Linked DNA regions of Homo sapiens: region 1 is linked to region 2. Evidence: read pairs that join two places in POLR2A ChIA-PET (ENCODE). Cell type or tissue: PC-9. All regions are shown on one strand. Each heading gives the region's core, and the rest is flanking DNA. Links, peaks and the distances in the headings are about the cores only.

Region 1 (4,407 bases), core at 92-4,091, 340 kb after region 2:
ACTTCACTTAGAATCATAGTCTCCAATACCATCCAGGTTGGTGCAAATGCCATTAATTTATTCCTTTTTATGGCTGAGCAGTATTCCATGGTATATATGTACCACAATTTCTTTATCCACTTGTTGATTGATGGTGTTTGGGCTGGTTCCATATTTTTGCAATTGCGAATTGTGCTGCTGTAAACATGTGTGTGCAAGTATCTTTTTCATATAACGACTTCTTTTCCTCTGGGTAGATTTGGTGAGAGCTTGTCCTCTTTACCTCTGAGTAGATTTGGTGAGATAATGATGGTGAGACAAGCTAGAAAGAAATATGATAAATGAAGAAATATATTGTCAGTAACTGTGCTGGGAACTCATATATTTGGTACATGAAAATGACAAAGGGAAACTGGTTTTGCATGAAGCAGGAATGGAAAACAAGAAAAATTCTGACTTGCCTAATGGTAAGAGGAGTAATGGTGAGTACACAGTCCACACCAGAGAGGACCACAAAGAAGCATCATATCCTGGAAAGAAGGAGCAAGTTTTCTCTATGGCAAGGAGGTAGGATAATCATCATGTGATAAACTCGAGAGTTGTAGGAGACTGGGGACATGATCAAGGTATTGGAGGCAGCACTGGGTGAGAGCACAAGTCGGAAGGTGAGTGACACTGAGTGAGGCCAAGAGAGGAATTGCAAGGTGATATGCGAATGGGAATGAAACTTGCAGTTGACTGATTTTTTTCATTTGTGTCTTCTGCATTTATTTCTTAATTCATGTATTTTATCAGTATGGTCATGGATTTTATACTTTATAATCCAGTATTTTGTTATTTATTTTGTTGGTAAAATTGTTCGGCTTTGGCTATTGGGAGCTATTTTGGTTGGCTCCTGTGTCTCTTTGGCACATCCCCATTGTTTGACGTAGCCCCACTGTTTTGTTTTTTGAGCACAGCCTTACACTCTGGCATGACAAGATGTTCCAGGCTTATCTTGTATATTCTTTCCATTGGCCCTGGGATCCATCATTTCTCCCAAGAACTCTAGTTGCTTATATTGGAGAACGGCATTAGAAACCAGAATTTGGATGCTAGGTGTGCTTGCTGTTGCTGGGGTGTCGTGGATAGGCCCTCTCAGCAGACAGAGCTAGAAAATACATGCACACTAACCCACATATATATGCATATCTGTAATTAGTTCTATATCTATTCATCTGTGTCTATGTTAAGCTAGATATCAGTTCATTCTGATGTCTCCAGATCTAATCCAACATGGTTCATGGTGGCCTTTCTCCTCACTCAGCTGTAACCTTTCTCTCCAACAGTGAAAAGCCCTGGCTCCCATAATCTGCCATCCATTTTTTGTTTGTTCAATTGCAGTACACATGTACAGAAGTTTCAGAATTAACTCACACCCTCATGAGAAACAACCTTGCCAACTAGAATACAACATTTATGTACAATTCCTTTTGTCCTTAGTCTTGTAGTTTCCCGTCAAAGCACCATTTCCCAGTGTGACTTAGGTCAGCCATTTTTTCTCCCCCACTCCCACTGGTTGATTTTTAAACTGCCTTATTTATGTTTGGATATGTCATTATCAAACCATTTTCTACTCCATTTCTAAGTGTTGGCTTCTAGAATTTTAATCAGCCTAGCTTTTTTTAGCTTAATTTTTTAAAAAGCAACATGTTCCCTCATTTTCTCTCTTTTAAGGATATACTACAGTCATATCAAGCATGAAATTCTATCTTTCCTAGCTCATTAATAAATATAAACAAAATACTATTGGAAAAAGACTGTTACAGGTAGATGTGATAGAAGCTGGCTAGAGTGAGCAGGTTCACAAGAATCCTTGTGCAGGCAGAAAGTGTGACTCCTGGAGGCAGAGAAAAGGAGTGAAAGACTTGGAAGAGGTCTTCAATGATGGTTGAGGGTGAAATTAGCACACTGCCTTTCTTCAGTGCTATGTGCCTTAGGAGGAAATTAGGCAACAGGAAATGTGAGTGGTTCCTGACTTTCCAGAAGGTCAAATGTGACAATGGAGACTTTCCAGTACCATCAAGAGAGGATAGTGGAACTATTTCCACCAACAAGGGGGCTCTAACTGAGGGGAATTTTGATCTAACTGAGGGGAATTCCTAGCCACTTTAAAGATTCAGCTCACAGCATGGATGCCTGGGGAACTGGGAAGGTAAACACATAAGTGGGTATGCACTATCATTTTGCACACTACTTTGAAATGGCAGGTGTGTTTGAAGTAATCCATTGAAAGGCAAATTTTGCTTTCCCAGTCATAAACCAACATTCCACAGAGACCTAGGCTGTAGGATTACAGTAACTTTGATGTCCAAGAAATAGTCATAAAAATACCTTTAATAATAGAAACTTAAGGGATCTTTGTCATTTGACCTTCTGGTTCCTGATCATGAGACAAGCTAGGGCGGAACTTGTAAAAAAAAAAAAAAATCGAGGTACAAAATTGTTGGGATTTACCCGATTTTTAAAAAATGGAAAAATGTAAAGTCACATGTTTTAGGGTCATCTCGTTAGACTACAAAGTCAACAGACCTGGAATTCCGTTCAACTGAACATATATGATTAATGAGTGCCAACAACAAACATTCTGCTAGGCTTCAGGGCTTTCTTTCTTTTGAGATGCAGTCTCGCTCTGTTGCCAGACTGGAGTGCGGTGGCACAATCTCAACTCACTGCAACCTCTGCCTCCCAGATTCAAGCAATTCTCCTGCCTCAGCCTCCCAAGTAGCTGGGACTACAGGCACATGCCACCACACCCAGCTAATTTTTGGAGTTTTAGTGGAGACAGGGTTTCAACATGTTGGCCAGGATTGTCTCCATCTCTTGACCTCGTGATCCACCTGCCTTGGCTTCCCAAAGTGCTGGGATTACAGGCATGAGCCACCGTGCCTGGCCAGGGCTCTCACATAAAAGTGATTCAAACACAACAGTGCACATAGGAGCTTACAATTCAGTCAAGGGAACATGAACAATACACACACAGATAATGGTTGCATAGACTTCATGGTGAAGGTAGCCTTGGGGATGGGCCTAAAAAATGAATAGGATGTCACAAGGTGGAGATGAGAAGGAAAGCACTTCAAGCCAACTGACCAACAAAGCACAGATGTAAAAAATGCATGGTATTTGAGGGCAGGGTCAGTAGTCCAGTTTGGGGGTAGTAGTGGTTTTCAGAGTGTGATTCCCAGAGCATCTACTTCAGCATCACCTGAGAACTTGTTAGAAATGCAAATTCTCAGGTTTCAACATCTGACCCAGTAACTGCACCCTTAGGCATGTATTTCAAGAGAGATGAAAACCTATGCCCATGTAAAAACTTGTGCATGAATCTTTATAATAGCATTATTCATAATAGTCAGAAAGTAGTAGCAACCCAACTGTCCATCAACTGATGAATGGATAAATAAAATGTGATATATCCATACAGTGAAATATGATCCAACTATACAAAGGAATGAAATAATGATACATGTTACAATATGAATGAAATTTGAAAACATAGTAGTAAGTGAAAGAAGCCAGACACAAAGGACCACATATTATGTAATTCATTTTATATGAAATGTCAGAATAGGTTAATATATAGAGAGAAACAGTAGATTAGTGGCTTCTGGGGGCTGGGGACAGGGAGATATGGGAAGTGGCTACTATGGGTGTCTTTTAGGGTGATGAAAATATTCTAGCATTAGATAGTGGTAATAGTTGCAGAACCTTGTAAATATACTACAAACTACTAAATTGTACCTTTTGAGAGGGTTACCATTATGGTATGTGAATTATGTCACAATTAAATAAAAAAAGAAAGGAAAAGTATCATGTCTCACCTGAGTTCTCATGAATTGGAAGCCCAGGTGCTGGGGTCCTACAGCCTGCATGTCTATACCCCTCCAGGGGATTCTGATGCACACTACAGTATGTGACCACCTGGCTAGAGCAATGGGTCTCAGTCCTGGTCAGACATTATTATTAAATAGGAAATTTTTTTTAAGTATCAATTTCCTGGGCCCCACATCCAGAGATCTGATTCACTGGGCCAGGGAATCAGTGTTTTTCAAAAGCTACTCACATGAACCTCTTGTGTACCACAGTTGAGATCCACCAGTCTAAAGCCTAAGGCATGTGTATGTGGATGCTGGAGAGAGAGATTAGAGCCTCACTTTAGAAAGCCTTGATAAACAGCCTTGAGTGGAAGGAGATCATTAGTTCTGTATATTAAGATTTTTCTGGCAAAATGGGGAGAAAGGAATTGGCATGTGTAGACACTGAAGGCCATATGATCAGTTAAGAAATCTGGACAAGCGAAAGGAATCAAGGGTCGAAAGCAGAGTTGTGGTGATGGCAGGGAAAAGGAAGGAGTGAGAGAAATGGAGAAAGACACACAGGCTGTGA
Region 2 (4,407 bases), core at 315-4,314:
AGATTTTGGTTTCTAAATACCATTCCCCATGATAAGTAAAGAGAGGTCCTTTGAGAAATGGCTGATTCCTGCGCTGGAACAGGGATGCTACTTGATGGGTCTGAAATATCTTGTTGAACCAGAAAGCAAGAAAGTGTTGTTTTAAACAAAAATTATGGGAGCATATCAAAAGGGAGCCAGCTTAAAGGGGATCCAACTTTCCAAGTCTGTGACAATCTGAGCATTAAAAGTATTAATAACAAAGGCCGAGTATGGTGGCTCATGCCTGTAATCCCAGCACTTTGGGAGGCTGAGGTGGGCAGATCACAAGGTCAGGAGTTCGAGACCAGCCTGGCCAAAGTGGTGAAACCCCGTCTCTACTAAAAAATACAAAAATTAGCTGGGTATGGTGGTAAGCGCCTGTAATCCCAGCTATTCAGGAGGCTGAGGCAGGAAAATCACTTGAAACCAGAAGGTGGAGGTTGAAGTGAGCCAAGATTGTGCCAGTGCACTGTAGCCTGGGGGAAAAAATGAAACTCCTTCTCAAAAAAAAAAAGCATTAATAAGAAAAATGAAGTATAACCCATGGATAAAATTGGAATCTATATATTCATACTAATAATAGGGAAGAAGGGAGAGAGGAAGAGAGGCAAAGAGGAGAGAAGTGAGAGAGGGGAGAGAAGAAAGAGGAAAGGGAGAGAGAGAGAGAGGAAAGGGGAGGGAGAGAGACATTTCTTATAGAACAAAAGAACACCTACCAATAAATGTGGAGAGAGTGGGTAAACATGTAATATCAACAGTTTACAGCCATTATAGCAAACTTGAATTAGAGCAAGAATCAAGTTTAGGAAGAAAAGTGTGATGAGGAGTAGAATATTTGCATGGGCTTAAAGTGTCTTTCAACATATTGCTTACTAGTTGCAAGGGAGAAAATAGAAATTCTATAGTGAAGAAAATGAACAAGAGTTTGATCAGGTGATCAAAATTAATATAATGAATGAATGAGGAGCAGATGGATATTTTATGCCTGGGATACCTGAGGAGGACACAGAATTGTTTATGTAGTTTTGTGGCCAGGGAGGAAACATCAGCAAACCCAAATGGAGAAACATTCCATAAAACTACTGGCTTTTGCCATGAAAGGCAAAGGAAAGACTAAGGAACTGATCTAGGTTAAAAGAGACTAAAGAAACAGACAACTAAATGTAATCCATGGTCCTGTACTGGCTTCTGGACTGGAAAGGGTAAAAAAGTTATAGAGGACATTACTGAGATAATTGGAAAAAATATACATAAAACTATTGCATCAAAGTGTCCTGAATTTGATAACTGTACTATGGTTATGTAAGAGAATGCCAGGCTGGGCACAGTGGCTCACGCCTGTAATCCCAGCACTTTGTGAGGCCGAGGTGGGTGGATCATGAGGTCAAGAGTTCAAGACCAGCCTGACCAACATGGTGAAACCCCATCTCTACTAAAAATACAAAAATTATCTGGGCGTGGTGGCACACACCTGTAATCCCAGCTACTCAGGAGGCTGAGGCAGGAGAATTGCTTGAACCTGGGAGACTGAGGTTGCAATGAGCCAAGATCACAGCACTGTACTCCAGCCTAGGTGACAGAGTGAAATTCTGTCTCAAAAATAAATAAATAAATAAAGAATAAAGAATGTCCTTAGTCTTAGGCAATAATTAGAAAATATTAAGAGGTAAAAGAAAGTGTAAAAGGCTTACCCCTCAAATGATTCAAAAAATATAAAAGAGTACAGACATGGGCAAACAGAAAAACAATGATTTTTAAATTGTGGTTAAAATGTTAAAAATTTTAGAAATCTGGGTAAAGGATATATGAATATTTTATGTATTGTATAAAAAATTTTGTAAGTTTGAAATTATTGCAAGAAGTTTTTCTAAACATATGATTAAAAGATTTAAAAAATTCTGACTGCTCTTCACCCAAATAGATTGAAATTAGTAAGAAATGGCTCTAATTTGTAGTACCCTGGGAGCCTGTGAAAATTTCTATAATGATACCCACCTAGTCTCTATGAGTGAATCACACGCCAGAAACATCTGCCCTGTGATTCTATGGAGATTTCTGACATCTATAAATTTGAAGGAGTATGTTTGAGAAGAAAAGCAGAAGTTTCCTGCTACTTAAGTCTAGAATGAAACAGGATTCATAATCTCTATATTTCGGAGCTAATCAAGTGGCAATGTCAATGGGGGAAATCCAGGTCAACTTTAATTCCCATCATGACTAAGTGGCAGAAAGACTCAGAATACAATGACCTAGAACTGACCTCAGGGAGAAATCACAGTCAAATCAAGATCGCTAATTTCCAGGATTCTTGGTAAGGATGACTCAGCAATTCATAAATCTCAACATTTACAATAAACACAAACCTACGTCACATGTCTTTTACTCTCAAATAGGTAGTACAGTACCAAGCTGCTTCTCAGGACTACATATAGTGTTTATATATTCTTTAAAAAGATAAGTTCAGATAGAGACATAGTTTACCAAGTATAAAGGAAATGTATATAACCGTCTTAAATGTATTAGACATTAAAAATCTAGTATGCTCATTACCCACCTTGAATTTCTTAGCTCTGGAAGATAGCATATTCTTCAAAAGCTATCAGTTTCATTACCTAAGAAATAGAGACAATATTGATTTTCTTCAAATGTGTTCAACCCTTTTGTTCAAAAAGTAGTCATGTTTTCATTTGAAAGAGAAATCCTAGAAACTGTGTGGTCTGATTGCTTATCCGTTGGTGTATTCTCATAGCATCTCTGGCTTCCCTGTTGATTTATAATACAGCATCATTCAAGGTAAAAAAGAAATTGCTACACTGTGAGTCAATTCATTGCAAATAAGGAATACAAGTTTCAGCTCTGATGTTGATTGTATGATTTAGAGCAAATAATTTATCTCTTTTGGCCTTAGGTTTGTTTGGTTGGTTGGTTGTTTTTGTTTGTTAGTTCTTTGAGACAGGGTCTCACCCAGTCACCCAATTTGGAGTGCAGTGGCGCAATCACGGCTCACTGCAGCCTTGACCTCCTGGCCCAAGTGATCTGCCACCTCAGCCTCCCAAGTAGCTGGGAGTACAGATGCATGCCAACGTGCCTGGCTATTTTTTTTTTATAGAGACAGTGTTTTGCCATCTTGCCCATGCTGGTCTCAAACTGCTGGGGTCAAGTGATCCACCCACCTTGGACTCTCAAAGTCCTAGGATTACAGGTGTGAGCCATAATGCCCAGCCCAGGCCTTAGTGTTTTGTTTTTGTTTTTGTTTTTTATAAAGTAAAGCTTCACAAGAAGGGCAAGCAAAACAGTGAGGGTTCTAGAAACCATATGACTTAGAGAATGGTTACCAGAACTGGAGAGATGTCAAGTTTAGACTTGAGGGTTGGATTTGGCTTATGACAGCTGCCTTTCCATGGTGATGAAGGAGAAGAGTGAGACTTGGTATATGGCTCAATGAGCAGGATGAAGCTGTGAGGTGGAAGCGCCAGCAAAGTGGATGGTAGAAAAAAGTTTAAAATGCTAGAGAATTTCCTAACAATTGAGCTGTGCTACAAGGAGGGAACTGTTTCAGGGGTCACTAGTGGAGCCAAAGGAGACCTTAGATAATTTGGAATAGCAAAAGTTCAGCATCATGCAAGATACTGAACTTCTAGATAACCAAAACACCCAATTCTTTTTATTTATTTATTTATTTGTTATACTTTAAGTTCTAGGATACATGTGCACAATGTGCAGGTTTGTTACATATGTATACATGTGCCATGTCGGTTTGCTGCACCCATTATCTTGTCATTTACATTAGGTATTTCTCCTAATGCTATCCCTTCCCCCTCCCCCGACCCCATGACAGGCCCCTGTGTGTGATGTTCCCCGCCCTGTTTCCAAGTGTTCTCATTGTTCAATTCCCACCTATGAGTGAGAACATGCGGTATTTAGTTTTCTGTCCTTGTGATAGTTTGCTCAGAGTAATGGTTTCCAGCTTCATCCATGTCCCTACAAAGGACACGAACTCATCCTTTTTTATGGCTGCATAGTATTCCATGGTGTATATGTGCCACATTTTCTTAATCCAGTCTATCATTGATGGAAATTTGGGTTGGTTCCAAGTTTTTGCTTTTGTGAATAGTGCCACAATAAACATATGTGTGCATGTGTCTTTATATTAAAATGATTTATAATCCTTTGGGTATATACCCAGTAATGGGATCGCTGGGTCAAATGGTATTTCTAGTTCTAGATCCTTGAGGAATTGCCACACTGTCTTCCACAATGGTTGAACTAGTTTACAGTCCTACTAACAGTGTAAAAGTGTTCCTATTTCTCCACATCCTCTCCAGCACCTGTTGTTTCCTGCCTTTTTAATGATCGCCATTCTAACTGGTGTGAGATGGTATCTCA

Evidence for each region. Peaks named below come from ENCODE experiments on the same cell type or tissue, not always from the same donor. Only the 100,000 strongest peaks of a DNase experiment are listed, where the experiment ranks them.
Region 1: POLR2A ChIA-PET joins it to region 2 with 10 read pairs; 3 of 35 experiments call an interaction of 5 or more read pairs at or near these places.

Annotation. Positions count from the first base shown.
Region 1 is chr6:138,015,372-138,019,778 of GRCh38, forward strand. It overlaps LOC105378021 (a long non-coding RNA gene), which reads right to left. Exons shown (of 3, transcript XR_943062.2): 3 at 175-301. Among named protein-coding and RNA genes, the nearest start is that of SIMALR, 72 kb to the left of the region's middle. In PC-9, for the core only: no CTCF peak of the experiment used is centred there; no DNase peak of the experiment used is centred there.
Region 2 is chr6:137,678,827-137,683,233 of GRCh38, forward strand. No RefSeq gene overlaps it. Among named protein-coding and RNA genes, the nearest start is that of LINC03004, 15 kb to the left of the region's middle. RefSeq lists an enhancer at 2,167-3,366. In PC-9, for the core only: no CTCF peak of the experiment used is centred there; a DNase peak (open chromatin) is centred at 2,325; H3K27ac peaks cover 2,524 bases.